2 separate regions of the Homo sapiens genome follow, and region 1 is linked to region 2. The links are chromatin loops, found by intact Hi-C in ENCODE. Cell type or tissue: Calu3. All regions are shown on one strand. Region 1 has its middle 210 kb from the start of CELF2-DT. Region 2 has its middle 67 kb from the start of LINC00709.

Evidence for each region. Peaks named below come from ENCODE experiments on the same cell type or tissue, not always from the same donor. Only the 100,000 strongest peaks of a DNase experiment are listed, where the experiment ranks them.
Region 1: it touches region 2 in a loop (8-fold over the local background); 24 of 110 quality-filtered maps call a loop at or near these places.

What each region holds. Positions count from the first base shown.
Region 1 is chr10:10,674,782-10,679,781 of GRCh38, reverse strand. It overlaps a transcript of CELF2 not described here. Among named protein-coding and RNA genes, the nearest start is that of CELF2-DT, 210 kb to the right of the region's middle. RefSeq lists an enhancer at 3,668-3,717. In Calu3, no CTCF peak of the experiment used is centred here; a DNase peak (open chromatin) is centred at 2,111.
Region 2 is chr10:9,339,982-9,344,981 of GRCh38, reverse strand. No RefSeq gene overlaps it. Among named protein-coding and RNA genes, the nearest start is that of LINC00709, 67 kb to the right of the region's middle. RefSeq lists an enhancer at 1,608-2,124. In Calu3, a CTCF peak has its summit at 1,933 (motif pointing left); no DNase peak of the experiment used is centred here.

The sequences.
Region 1 (5,000 bases), 1.3 Mb before region 2:
ATCACCATGTGCCATGTATCTACTGAATACATTTAAAAGAGTAATATAAGTAACAGTTTTATTTTGAAATGTCAATATTGTGTTGATAATTGTGGAAACTAGATGGATATATGAGAGTTCATTATCCTGGTGTTCTTTTGGGTATGTTCAAATTTTTTCATGATAAAAAAGGTTTTTAAAAGTAAAACATAGGGCCAGGCATGGTGGCTTACACCTGTAATCCCAGCACTTTGGGAAGCCAAGGCTGGCGGATCACTTGAGGTCAGGAGTTTGAGACCAGCCTGGCCAACATGGTGAAACCCCATCTCTACTAAAAATACAAAAATTAGCCGGGCATGGTGGAGGGTGCCTGTATTCTCAGCTACTTGGGAGGCTGAGGCGGGAGAATGGCTTGAACCCAGGAGGTGGAGGTTGCAGTGAGCCGAGATCACATCATTTCACTCCAGCCTGGTAGAGAGATTGAGACTTTGTCACAAAAACAAAAAACAAAACATAAGAAAAGATTACCATTTTGTCCTTAGTCTTATTACTCAGGGGCTACTGCCTATTTTTCATGAAGAGAGCAGTCACTAAAATGAATTCAAATTGGAGATATATCATACTGCACCATCTCCTACCATTCTTGATAAATTATAGCCACCAGCTTATAAATAAACAAGTATTATTTTAGCTTTTTACAACAATATGCTAAAGTAGGGGGTGGAGATAAACAAAACTCTCCTGAAATCCCTTTATTTTAGCTTAGTTGTTCAAGGACCATAATCACAATTCCCCTGGCCATGTGAGGGAATATTGGTTTTGATTTGTTTTATTTGCTCTTTTCTGGAGACTTAGAAATTCTGTTCTACTGTTTATATGTGTATCCTGGAATGGAGTATTTGTTTCATCTTATTTTGACCTCATTGTAGCAGCATAAACCCCATTTGTGCAGGTTAAATGACTTCGAAAGCTCAGATCCCCAGTAGATTCCAAAAGGATCCTAACAGAGAACTATAACTTCCTCCATGAACAGGAACTGGGATCTCACCCCCTATTTAATCACCTATCCAAGTTCTGGGAATGCTGTGTGCTTAAAACAGTTTTTAATGGATTGATCACAAGCAAAATTCAACCCTATCAACAGTCAATCTCCTTCACTCACAGAGATGCATTTGGTGCAGTTTCTGGCCTTTTGGCCGTCATTGCATATCTACACTGTGGGGCCTTGGGTCGTGCACTAACACATTGACTTTGGTGAGGCTGGAATCAAAGATCAGCCCTGCAGATGGTCAACCATGTTTATGTAACCAAGCCTCCTATGTGCACCTTGTGCAGTGCTGTTCCATGGAAAGACCACCATCATCTTTCAGGTAGCAAAGACCAGCTGCAAAATAACATAATTCTTTACAGCCAGATCATTGAACTTTAGCAGTCACCAGTGCTTACTATCTGACAAATCTGATTACTGCCTGAAATATAGATGCTGTAATACGGTCACAGTAAGGCAAAACAATTTTAAATGTTCATTTAACTTCTTAAAATATCAGATATAATTTCTTGACCATAAAACAATCAAACAAACCTAAAACACAATTTGGAAATAATTTTTGCTAGATGTGTGGATCCATAAGTATCTCCTATAAAGTAATTTTACAGGCAATAAAGAGAAAAAGATTATAAAGATGGCTAGACAGCTAACTGAGTAGAATAGTCAGAATATGCCAAAGAAGCAGAGAGTTTTGTCACAGGCTTGCACCAGTAGTCTGCTCAGGCAGAGTAATACATATACACTAAAGATGGTAACTTACTAGGTCATGTTATAAAGTGACTGTCTTTCAAAAGTCACCCAGATTGACTGTCACAAGTCAATTCCTGGCAATTGCATTACTTGCCTTCATCTGATTCCATTGTTCATATAGTCCTAAATAATCAGGCTAGTCTTATTGATTAGTGGCTTGTTCTTGCCAACTGAGCAACTCAATCAAATTGACCCTGTGGCAACTTGTTTCATTGCTTAGCAGAGAACAGCTAGGATTCCCCCAAAGCCTGAGTCAGCCATCTTTGAGCATGTAAAACAATAAACATGAGGCTGCTTCCAAGCAAAGAGCACAGTTGTAGAGAACAAACCACTGGGTGGCACTACCGCATGCGGTTTCAAGGAGAGCTTGGCTACACTAATGGAGGATCTCAAATCTTAACGTGTGTTGACAATCATTCAGTGGAATTTGCAGGTACTCTGATTTCTGGGTCCCACTCTAGAGACACTGATTCAATATTCAGTATTGGGGCCCCAGGGATATGCATTTTTCAATAAGTACCTAAATAATTCTGATTGTGACCGTCTCAGAGAATCTTAGAGAAATACAAAGCTTTATTTGCCCTGTGGTCCAAACCTCAACAGTCAGAACTGCTTCTACCTTTCCAAAAGGGGCAGTTGGTTTCTGCTATCACCATTCAATTCATGGGTTTATGCCAGGACCTTTTAGCAGCCATAAATTCTATGACCCAGTAGAAAAGGGTGTAGCCAAAGGCTCTGTCCACAAGCGTAAGACCCACTCAGTCAGTGTATAAATGGTACTTACTTGGTTTCTATGTAAATGATGTGAACCTCCAAAGTATTTTATTAACATCCTGTAACTGTATATTCTAATGTCCCCAGAGAATAATCTTGGCTGATTTCTCTCTGCAGACTATACATTGCTATAGCCCTCATTATTTTACAGCTGTCAAGTAAAACCATGAGCAGCTGGGCTGAACTGGTCTGCTTTTTTGGACCATATTAAAAGACTTTACATTGTTAATAAATGGAGGCAATTAAAGGTTAAGTATTTAGTTCATCTAGCCCTTAGAATAATGAATGATTGTAAAGACAGGTTTAATTTAATTCCCCAAATAATTTGGCATTCTTGGTTATTAAGAGTCTAAAAGTACTGTCTGTTTCTGGTTCCATACTTAGCCAGTGTGGAAGCTGTCACTCCCCCCTAATAACAAGTAAAACAATGCAGGACAACAGCTCTTCTTAGATCTGTAAAAGAAGTAGGTTCACAGGACAAACCTCTGCCCTCCAAACTGGAAACACATCATAGGCAGACACAAAAAAAATCAGAACCTACAGGAGCAGAAACCTCCATGGAACCAGTGCTGGGGTAGGAAAACTGGAACTGTAACTGGCAACTCACTGGAGGCTTGGTGTGAACAAGCCTGAGAACCAAAAGCTCTAGGGGAACCCCATCACACTTTTGTGAATTTTACCTGCAGGAGCTTGACCAGATCCTCACAGTGAATGTAAGAGAAAAATCTCTTGGTGCTTTGCTTCTGGCATGGGGAGAGGCCAAGGAACCATTTTTGAAACACACCAGATCACTCTGTTCTTTTAAACAAAGTCTACCCTTAGGAAAAGCTAGTTAACCACGGTCTAATGTGCTAGAGTTTTATCAGAGCGCCACTGACCCAGGAGAAGGGAAAAAGTTCAACTCTACCCAGCTGTGTGGACTTCCCCATGGGAGAGGGAAATACCCATTTCCAGCCCACTGTGGCATTCTGGTGGGAGAAGGAAAAAACTCAACTCTAGCCCACTCCAGCCATCCTGTCTCACCTAAGGAAGGAGAAATAAAATGAGAAACACTTGGAAATTTCACAGTTCAGAGGCACAAACTCACTGTAAGACTGAGACCTAATTATAAGGCCACAGAATGCTTCTCCTTCCCCCACACCTTACCACTACATTATTAAAGCCTACCACCAGCAGTTCCTCTTCCCAGTACATCATCTCCAGCTACCAAGAAAAGATTACAAGCCATACTAAAAGGCAAAAGCACAGTTTGAAGAGATACAGCAAGCATTAGAACCAAACATACTGGGAAGTTGGAATTATCAGAGAGGGAATTTAAAACAACTGTGATTAATATGCTAAGCAATCTATGTAAGAAAGTAGATAGCATATCAAAACAGATGGAAAATGTAAGAAAAGAGATGGAAATCCTAAGAAGGAAGCTGAAAGACATGCCACAGATCAAAAACACAGTAACAGAAATGGAAGAATGCCTTTAATGGGCTTATTGGAGGACCTGAGGTGGCTGAGGAAACATCTCTGAGTTTGAGAATATCTTAATAAAAACCTCCAAAACTGAAAAGCAAAGAGAACAAAGACTGATAAAAACAGAATATTCAAGAACTATAGGAAAACTAAAAAAAAGACATAAAATGTGTAAAAAGAAATAAGAAGGGAAAGAAAGAGAAAAAGAAATACTTGAAACATAGCTGAAAAATTCCCTAAATTTATGTCAGACACCAAACCACAGATCCAGGAAGCTCAGAGAACACTAAACAACAAAAATGCCAGAACTACACCTAGGCCTTTCATTTTCAAACAAAAGAAAATCAAAGATAAAGAAGAAAATTCTGAAAGTCAAAGGGAAAAAACCCCCGCTTATCTATGGAAGGAAAAAGATTCACCTCTGACTTCTCAGAAACCACGCAAGCAAAAAAAGAGTCAAGTGAAACAGTTAAGGTGTTGAGAGAAAGAAACCAGCAACCTAGACTCCTATACCCTGTGAAGTTATTTTTCAGTAGTGAGGGAGAAATAAGGACTTTCTTAGAAAAATAAAAATTGAGGGAATTTGTTGCTAGTAGATCTGTCTTGCAAGGGATATTAGAAGAACTACTTTAGAGAGAAATAAAATAACGTAAGTCAGAACTCAGATCCACATAAATAAAGGGAGCACATCAAAAAAGAAAAAGGTAAAATAAAAACATTTATTCTTATTTTTTTATCTAACAGGTAACAGTATGTTCAAAATCACAACAACAATTTCAACTATGTATGCTTGTGTGTGTGTTTGTGTGTATATACCTCTGTGTGTGTATGCTTCTATATACATATAAGTGAAATAAATGACAGCAATGGTACAAGGGATGGGAGAAAGGAATTAGAATTGTTTTGTTATTATAAGGTATTCACACTGGCACAAGTGGCACACTCACACAAGTGGCACACTCACACAAGTGGCACACTCACACAA
Region 2 (5,000 bases):
ATTTATGTGGTCTCTTGTTTTAGTATTTCCTCCCCTGCCTGAATGTAAACTCCACAGTGGCAAGTATCTTGATCTGTACTGTTCATGGTTGTATCCTCAGCAACTACATTATTACTGGAACCCAGTACGAAATGTATAGATCTGTGCTAAATGAATTTCAGCTGCTGAGGAGTATATGTTGTAGATCTATGCCATTGCTCCTGTCACCTGATGCGAATACCCTTTTCACCTGTGAGGAATTAGCACCTGAGGTAGCAAAGCCTACTAACCACCAGGGCAGCGTCAGTCAAAATGTTCACTCCCCCTCTTCCCCTGTAGGGAAGATATGGGAACATGTTCTAGGCTGTAGTCATCAATAGGCCAACCTCAGTCTTTGAAACAGAAGCTAGAGGTGCAGGGAGGCATAAATGTACCAAATCCGTTCTGTCAAGGATGGCGGCAGTAGAAGAAGGTAGTGCTGGTTTCTGTAGACAGCAAGGACAGCAGCTCTCTTTCAGCACTCCACCCTGCGCATTGTTGATGCCTATGATATCATTCCTAAGGTGTGTTCTTGAAACCAGTTTATAGTATACCTGCAGGTGCGGTTCCTGACTCCTTGTGCTCCAAGACCAGGTAGGTCTCCAGGCCTCTCAGAGATTTTATGAGCTATGAAGTATTCTTTTAAATAAATATTAATTGTCTAAATTGGCTAAAGTTGTTTTCTGTTGCTTACATTCAAGCATCTCAAGATGCAATAAAACTTTCAGCAGCACACCACATTAAGTATCCAGATCAAAGCCACAAGCAATTTTCAAATGTTTTAGCCAATGTTCTCTCTACCCCTCAATAATACACATAAGAATTATAGAACTCTGGCCGGGTGCAGTGGCTCGCTCTTGTAATCCCAGTACTTTGGGAGGCCAAGGCAGGTGGATTACTGGAGGTCAGGAGTTCAAGACCAGCCTGGCCAACATGGTGAAACCCCATCTCTACTAAAAATACAAAATTAGCTGGGCATGGTAGTATGCGCCTGTAGTCCCAGCTACTCAGGAGGCTGAGGCAGGAGAATCACTTGAACCCCAGGAGGTGGAGGTTATAGTGAGCCGAGATTGTGCCATTGCACTCCAGCCTGGGCAAAAAGAGCACAACTCCATCTTAAAAAAAAAAAAAAATTATAGAACCCTGAAAAGTTTGTGGCCTAATCAGAACAGCAGCACAATAACTTTAATTTCATTGATTTGATGGGAATTGAATTGAATAGAATTATGACAGAATAAGATATTATTTTTATTTAATGAATTAAATGGATTTAAAATTTCTTTAGTCATTTCTTACCAGAGTGTTACAGGAGATTCAGTGCAAATAATGTGTATACGAACAAGGGCAGCATGGTCTTTGAATGACTTGAGGATTTTTAAGACTGACTTTTTTGTGTTTTTTTCCTCTCCTTACCTAGAACACCACTCTGAAATATATCATGCAGTCAATGCAAAACTATGTTAAAGGGAAGTCAGTTAGGATGGTTTTCATTTTCTACTTGATTTTATCGGAAGAGGCTTAGTCCAAAATACATACATACATAATATTAAATGCCAAGTCACTAAAGAAGAAAGCTTGGGTTAGCACCACTTGATCATAGCTTAGAACCATCCTATGCTAAAGAATTTCCCATATGAATAATGTAAGCAATTTCAAAGGCCATGTTGCTTTTCTTTGCCTTTTCGTATTTTCCATCAAATTAATTTAGAACATGCAAATATCCCTTTCATAACTTAATGTGCTACAGTAAACTGCAGAACAATTTTTGGGAAAAGGAGGTGGTTTGGATTGAACAGATTCCATGAATTTCTGTGCTAATTTAGCCTGACAGCTCAATGATTGTTCTATACACAAAGTTAAAACAGCAGAAACAAAGAGCTTAGCAGCAGGCACTCGAGAAGTTCTCTACTGCTCTCTGCTGGTTGCTATGTGATAGCCTTTAATTCTGTAGGCTTTTATCTTTAGGTGGGAAAAAAAGCTAATGTTGGGCAAAAGGTTTGCTTTCTATATCATAATTCACGTATGTACTTTAGATAATAGGAAGGTATCAATAATACATACAGAACACGTTTAAAATGCAGGCTATTGTTTTGAGATTTCTGCATTGCCAACAATGGCAACTGAAGAGATACTTATTTTCCAGCATTATGTTTTGGAAGGATAATTAGGATAATATATTCCCTCTTTATAATTTGCAGAAAATTTTCTTTTGCTTCTTCTATGTTTGAAAGTAAGTCAATTTGTTTACTTCTGAGTAATTATTGACCTACTATGCCTGGCATTCCAATGGACTGTTCTTCATCAAATAACTAGATTTTTATTACTTGTTATCCTCAAATGACTTAGAAGGCTTTCCCAGCAGGAGAAGGAGGAAAAAAGATAAAAGATGAGAAATGAGCTTACAATCTACTAGGATTTCTTGATGAGGTGAAATAGAAACATAGGCTTTATCGATGAGAGATATATCAAATGAGGTCTATGAGTGTTTTCTGAATTCTGTCTAGCAAAGGGCTCTTTTTATAATGGTGACATGCCATCAAAAATGGCATCTAAAAATTAAGGAAAATAATTACCTCTCTCTCTTCTCTCTTACCTCTCTCTTTCTCATATCTCTCTTTCTTTTTTTTCTCTCTCTCTCCTGTCTCTTTTTCTGTCCTAATTCCTAATAATGGAAAAGAGTAAAACTATAAGCCAAAGGTAAAAAAAAAAAAAAAAGTAAAGAAGTATCAGAAAAAACTGTAATTTGAATCATGTGCTTATTAGCTAATGCTTACAAAAATCAAGCACACACATCACAGAAAATAAACTGTGAGAATTCTGCTAAGTAGTGATTTTAAGATCAATATTTTGGGAGAGCCAGGTAATTAACTGTACCGTGGAAGGGCTCTGGAGCGGACCTAGACAGACTTTGAGTACTATTCTATGTGTGATAAGGTGATGTCATGAGAAGGGGCTGGAGATAAAGATGGAAGTGAACGTATGGGTGGAATTAGCCATCCTGCTTAGGAGAAAAAGAGGAAAAGCAGAGTGGAGGGTGCAGCCTCTCAACCGCCATTTATCAGCATGACACTCATGTCCTATAAAGTTGCTGAGATGGAGAATAGGATAAATGTGAGTCTCTGTCTCTCTTCAGAGAAAATTCATATTAATCAGGATCAATCAGACCAATAGAAATAATCCTGGTATGTTAAAAAGGAAGGAATTTGATGGAGAAGTCGATGTTTGCAAAACCATTAGAATGACTGGGCAATAGAGACCCCTGATGCCAAGAACTAGCCTTCAGGAAACCAGAAAGAACTGGAATCACAGGAGTCTGCCGGGGTGCCTGTTGCTAGCTACCTGGACTACCAAAGTGAGTGGTTCTCAGTAGGATGCCACCTCTTTACATATTAAATAGCCAACAAATCTTCCTACATGTCTTTGGGCCTCAAAACCCATTTATGGAGATGTTTCATATTTATACGTAGTCCTATCTGTCATTAGTCTTTATGGCTTCTGGATTTAGTGTCTTATTTAGGGAGGAATTTTCTAATGCAATATGGCAAAGATACATTTTATGTTCTAATATTTTCTGTCTAATAAATGGTTTCATTTTTAAGTTTAATTCATCTGATATTTATTTACATATTATCATTCCAGATTGAACTGCAGAATCAACCTGTAAAATTTCATTTCAAATATCCCTTAGAGATTTTGATTGTGGTTAGATTGAATATATGGATTAATTTTAAAGGAAATTTGCTCTTTGTAATATGGAAACTTTTCTCTCTTTTTTTTTCAAAGGTTGATATGTCTCTGTTTTAATTTTTGTGGGTACATAGTAGATGTATATATTTGTGTGATACATTGGATGTTTGGATATAGGTATAAAATATGAAATAAGCACTTCATGGAGAATGGGGTACCCATCAAGGATTTATCCTTTGAGTTACAAACAATCCAATTATGCTCTTTATTTTAAAATATACAATTCAGTTATTATTAACTAGCCACCCTGTTGTGTTCCTAATGAAAAGCTTCAATACTGTTTACAATGTTAAAACTTTCACTCAGAAACAGTGTTTCTTGTTCTTAAATTACTTTTTTAATCTATCAGTAAAATGTTATAGCTTTCTTTCTTTAAACTGTATTCTTTTCTTCCTAGGTTTAATCCTAGATATTTTGTGTATTTTGAGAAAGGAATCTTATTTCTTTTATTTTTACAAAATTGCGATCACTAATACATTGAGAATCATTAATTTCTGTATGTTATTCTGGCATCCAGTCACACTCAAACTCATCTATAATTTTTCATTATTTTTCTATTGATTGTCATGCCTTTTTAAGTCTAAATATAGAGACTTTTTTTCTCTTCCTCCTCTACTATTTTTTATTTCTGATTGTATTGGAAACCTGTCATTATTATTATTTTTGCTGCTGTTTTCTAACATATGTCATTAAGAAAGTATCCATTATCCCAAGTCTAACAGTTTTCAACAGAAACAGTTGTAAATTACAAATTATTTTTGAATCTATTGAAAGGATTTATTAGTGTTTTGTCTTCTTTACTCTAAAGCCAGCAAATCATTTTAGTGGCTTCTCTTGAATGATTTGCACATTCTGTCATGGATCTTCAATAGCAGCTAGTGGTTCTGGTTATTTTGTAGACCCTTCTTTTGTGCTGTTGAGTTTCCTTACATTATTTAGAGCTTAACAATATTGTTATTATTACTGTTAATTATTTTGTTCTATTTATGTCACACAGCAGAATTTCTTTCTTCTTTCGTTTCTGTTTTTTTTTTTTTTTTGAGACAGTCTCTCTCTGTCACCCAGGCGGATGCTGGCCCCAGGCTTCTTATATACTCTATAGAACCATGAGTCAAAATAAGCCTCTGTATAAATTACCCAGTGCCAGTGTTCCTTTTTAGCAACACAAAGGGAACTAAAAGAAGGGGGGAATACTGTATATGGATTCCTCCAAGAAGTGCAGACTCAGGCCAAAT